2 separate regions of the Mus musculus genome follow, and region 1 is linked to region 2. The links are chromatin loops, found by intact Hi-C in ENCODE. Cell type or tissue: left cerebral cortex. All regions are shown on one strand.

The links. A loop is a pair of places that touch in the nucleus more often than their neighbours do. Peaks named below come from ENCODE experiments on the same cell type or tissue, not always from the same donor. Only the 100,000 strongest peaks of a DNase experiment are listed, where the experiment ranks them.
Region 1: it touches region 2 in a loop (2.1-fold over the local background); 1 of 42 quality-filtered maps calls a loop at or near these places.

Annotation. Positions count from the first base shown.
Region 1 is chr1:192,854,003-192,856,502 of GRCm38, reverse strand. Sertad4 (SERTA domain containing 4) reads left to right here and starts at 751. Exons shown (of 4, transcript NM_198247.2): 1 at 751-1,060. It overlaps Gm15867 (predicted gene 15867), which reads right to left and starts at 1,575. Exons shown (of 2, transcript NR_131748.1): 1 at 1,425-1,575; 2 at 1-488. In left cerebral cortex, a CTCF peak has its summit at 1,454; DNase peaks (open chromatin) are centred at 416, 816 and 1,510; H3K4me3 peaks cover 1,676 bases; H3K27ac peaks cover 1,472 bases.
Region 2 is chr1:193,129,287-193,131,786 of GRCm38, reverse strand. Utp25 (UTP25 small subunit processome component) reads left to right here and starts at 1,536. Exons shown (of 12, transcript NM_145415.2): 1 at 1,536-1,743; 2 at 2,257-2,296. The coding sequence starts at 1,637. In left cerebral cortex, a CTCF peak has its summit at 1,462 (motif pointing right); DNase peaks (open chromatin) are centred at 1,172 and 1,484; H3K4me3 peaks cover 1,566 bases; H3K27ac peaks cover 1,280 bases.

The sequences.
Region 1 (2,500 bases), 280 kb after region 2:
CCAGACAGCAGTTATGAATCAATGTGTTTGCGGTTTGTTTGTTTTGCTTTTAAAGAAAAACCCAGCCATGCTTGGTGGCACTTGGTAGACAGAGACATACGGATCTCTAAAAGTTCAAGTCCAGCCTGGTCTACACAGTGAGACCCAGTCTCAAAAACAAAACAATAAAAATCCACACAAAAACTAACTCCAATAGAATCCACTACAAGAAGAGGGGGGGGAAATCACTATTTATAAAATAAAATGACTTGAGCTCCTGTCACAGCCTTTCCACCAAGGGCAAGCTTCTTTATTAGTTTTTGTTTGTTTGTCTGTTTGTTTTTCTTGTAGGTTTCCCCCACGGGGATCCGCACCCAGTAGCTGCCAGTTCACGTGGCCGCAGGATGAGTGCTGCCTTGTTACACCCAGGCTGCTGGGGAAGGGATCGAGCGGGCGGGGGAGCGCAAAGGCTCAGTCCAGCTCTGACATCTGTTTCTCATCTCCGTGTGCTGTACAGAGGGGAAGAAAGTCTTTAGTAAGGGGTGGGAAAGGCACAGATTTTTTTTTTCAAATCACACGCACACACAATAAGAAAACTAAAGCAAAATCTAAAAAATAGACAAGACGTCTGGGCAGGTTGCGATGAACGCTTCGTGCGTTGCAGCCCCTGCCTCCCGCGGGCTGCGCGCGTGGGGTCCGGGCTGCGGGCGGGAGCGGCCCGCGCGGCCCCGAGGGCGGAGGCGGAGCGGGGGCGGAGGCAGGGCGGGCGGGGGCGCGGCGCCCCGCGATCTGGCAGAGCGGAGGGAGGCGGGGAGCGCGCTTGTCAGGTTCCCTCTCGCCCCGGGGGCATCCAGCAGAGCCAGGCTCGGAAATCCGCGGGGAAATGGCAAACAGGATTGACGGGTTTCTCGCGCTCCTCGCCAGACACATCGGCTCATTTCCATAACCGTCTGCGGCGGCGGCGGCGGGACCTGCGGGGACCTCGGCCGCCGCGTACCCGGCCACGCCGACTGGGCCCGGGAGGCGCGTGGGCAGCGGCGGCCGCGCGGAGGACGGCGGCGGCTGGAGCGCGGGGCGCGCGGTAAGAGCCGTGACCCCAGGGCGCGCGGGGGCGGGGAGGGTCGCGCGTGGGGCTAGGGCGCAGCTGGACACAGCGGGGCGCGGGGGCGGCGCGCGCTCTCCGGGGTCGCGCGCCCTTCCCGGGAGCTGCGGCGCGCACGAGGCGACCCGGGCGGTGGGCGAAGACCCCGTGGCGGCGAGTCGGGTTTCCCCGGGTAGCAGGAGGGTCGGCCTGGGGCCAAGAGGGTAGGGAGGAGGGCCTGCGGGGCGCAGGGATGCGCGTTCCGCGGAACAAGGCGCCGCTGCCGGAGCTGACACCTTGTGTCCCCCGCCACCTCCGCGCCCGCCCCTGCTCCTGGCTGCGGGCGGCGCTGTCCTCGGCTCACCTCCCCGCGGGCTGCCAGGCCCACGCCCCCGCCTCTAGCAGTCTCCTCGGCCCCGCAACTTTCCCGAGTGCCGGGCCGCAGGAGCGGGGCACCAAGGTCCACCCCTAGCTCCAGCGGCGCGTACCGCGCGGGCGGCAGCAGCTCGGCGAAGGACCAGGGCAGCTGCGGGCTGGAGTGTGGCCCCGCCAGCCGCTGTGAGTCATAGCCTTGGAATCCCACCTTGGCGTGTATTTCCCATAGAAGGAAACTTGGTTTTTAGAAAGAGCGAATAATGATAGCCCTTATTCTTCAGGAGAGGCACTGGGCTCCAGCACCTTGGAAGACAACTTGCCTTTGTTCCCAGACACTTGGGCTGTTTACTTTTCCCTGCGGCCAGCGGCTAGCCGGACGGTGCCCTCGGTCCAGAAAAGGGCTTAAGGGCAGTGATACCAGTCTCCAGGGTGCGTCTGTTTGAGACCCTGGATAAGGGACCCGTCACACCCCTGTACCCCTCCTAGGGCCTGGACTGAGAATGCTAACCCCAAAGCTCCCAGTGGGAAACCTCTGACCTCCTTAGTCGTGTCCGTCCCCCCCCCCACACACACACACCTGCATTCCCAACCCCCAACACCGACAGAGAACTCTTAGCCTCCTGGGACTGCAGCTGGCCATTGCACTTCCCGGGGCACCACAAGGACCTGAAAAAAAAACAAAACAAAAAAAAACCCGACACCTGTCAGGTTTGGAGCGTTGAAGGGTTTTGTTCTTCCCACCCAGCCCCTCCCTCCACCATTGGTTGAACCAGCCAAACTGTTGAGCTTCTGCCTGGGACCGCCTGGAGACCGTGGGTGGGGAAGTCATTTGGCTCTCCAGGACAGAACACTGCAGTTCTCTGGATTGCAGCGGTCACCCCATGCAGTCCAGGGTTGGACTCTGTCTTCCAGCAGCTTAGAGGCACCTTATATAAAATGCTCTGCAATTCCCAATGTCAGGAGGAAGAAGGATACTCCTTCTGTCGTGCTGCTTTATGTCCAGTAGCCCCTGTTAGATTCCCGGCACCCTGAGCCATAGCAGCCAGAATGGCTTCATTCAGGAAA
Region 2 (2,500 bases):
GGGGTGCAGTAAAAGGAGAAAAAAGTATGGCTTTTATTGGTTAGAGCCAGGTTACACGGTCACCAGAGCCATAAAACCTGTGAGGACACTTTGCAAACAGCCTTTTGTTTATCTAAGTGACTATACCTTTCAACTAGACAGAAGACAGATGTCTATTAATGAGTTCCTAGGCCAGGCCAGGTGCTGGCTACCACCCTTTCTGTTTGCATGGCTTTTGATACTTTTTTGCTGGGGGGGGGGGGTTGTCCCCCACCACCACTGGCTTTCCCACTCCCACCCTAATTATTAGTAGTAGATGACCCTGGAACAGAGGGCGGACAGGTGGACCTGAGTAAACCCCTACTCTTCCACAGAAAGATGTTTCGATGTCTCCAGTTGTGCTTTGAGTCTAAGCTGGAGCTAGTACTTTGTTTACATTGAACCTCGGTTAGTTTTGAAGGGAAGTATGTCTTTGTGTGGTGTCAAACAGCCTCACCTATTGCTGTGTGTCCTTGAAATACAGGCCTCAGCTATTTTTGTTCGTTCCTTTGTTTATTTAGAGAAGTTGGGTCTTGTTTTATTTTCCCTGGGTAACATCAAATTCACAGAGATCTGCCAGCCTCTGCTTCCCAAGAGCTGGGATTTAAGGCGTGTGCCACCATGCCCGGCTCAATTTTATTTTTTAAGTAAAGGTCTCTAACACTTCATTCTCTTGCCTCGGCCTCCCGGGGACTGAGATCACAGGTGTGAGTCACCACTAGTTTATTTGCTGTGTGGGTTTGTTTTGCTCAGTGTTAAAGATCAAACCCCAGGATTTGAAAAGTACCTTGGCTAAGCACCCTACATATGAGCGAGCAACGCCCCTGGCCCGTTTAGGCTATTACTCACACTCAGGCTAATACACATCAACTTTAAATGTACAGTTTCACTCGTTTGGGTGATAACACATACAAGATCCTACTTTATCTTGTGTGTTTCTGCTTTTGTTAAAGAAGCAATGTCAGGAGAGGATCACCTCACATACTCCCAGAGACTAATGAATGATCTTTCTTGCTAAGCATCGGTGTCTGCATCTTTCTCAACAGACTGACTCGCTAGATCCGTCTGGACAGTGTGCCGTTAAGTGGGGTGTGCGGGCACCCTTAAGCGATGGTCCTTATTCTTCTGAGTAGCATTCAACCATTTCTGCTAGCATACATTGACATATCAAAGCGAACCACGCGGTTGTGGATTTCGCTTAGTGCTTGAAAACCAGTGCAAGGTCCTGGGTTCAGTTCTTAGCTCCTGGGAGAGGGACAAAGGACCACCAACCTCGTCCTCCTCAATTTTGGAGAAAAAAAAAAAAAAAAAAAAGGTAAAAGATAAGCACAAAGCAAGCCACTCCATCCCGGAAAGACAGCCAGTCCCTGCAGCCCTAGGAGCTGGTGTTCCGATCACGCATGCGTAGACACGCCTATGTGCTAGAGGCGCTCCGGCAGGGGGCAGTATAGCGACCAGAGGGTGTAACGCCTGTCGTACTCTCTGGGCGTAAAGCAGCTTTGCTTTACGGCTCCCGCCTCCGCCGTAAAGCCAGCGTGCCCACGTGCGACAGCGACAACTTGCCACTGGGAACCTTGTGTTTTGTTTGTTTGTTTGTGGCGAGCTTGACGTTTCCGCTATGGGCAAACGCCGGAACCGGGGCCGCAGCCAGATGCTCAGCACCATGACCAAGAAGCAGAAGAAGCACCTCCGCGACTTCGGCGAGGAGCACCCCTTCTACGACAGGTCGGGGTGCGCGGGCCGCCGGGAGGGCTGGTTCCGGCCGAGTTGAGCCGGGTCCGGTCGGTGCAGGACGGGAACCCCGCTGCGGAGGTGCGCTCTGCACCGGGACCTGCTGAGACCGCGGGCCGTGCTGCCTGTCATCCGAGCACGCGCGGGCTCAGGCGCGAAATCGCAGCTTAGCCCAGCCAGGGCCGCGTAAGGGTCTCCAAAAACAGGACGGGAGGTCGGGAGATAAAGTTGGCCCTGAGAGGTGAACCCCGGTGTGCCGTTAAAAGCCAGTTTCTGACTTATCCTTTCTTAAGAGATGTCATTGAGCTCTCTTGTCTGTTACCCTTTTGTCTGCTGATCATCTCTGCCCTTGTGCATGCAGAATTTCATTTTTTACACTGACTGGATATTATCCTGTATTGGACATTTTTTTTTTTTTTGGTATTCATTTAAAGCAGAATCATTATGCCTTTTCGTGATTGTTACGAACTAGCAGCTAAAGTTTAATGTTATCTATTTCTATTTTAGGGTTTCCAAGAAGGAAGCCAAGCCGCAGATTTGTCAGCTGGTAATGCTTTTTTTCTTTATAGTAGTTGGAATTGGGTTGTTACCTTTAAGATTGGGTGTAAACGTAAAGTTTGGTTTGCATCCCCGTGTTTCTCTGTTTTGGGTGTGAGCTGTGATTTTAGTAATGCTACCCAATTGGTTGTAAGTGATGGAGACAGCTGTAGAAATTACCATGTGATGAGAGAGGCTATGGTTGGAAACTACC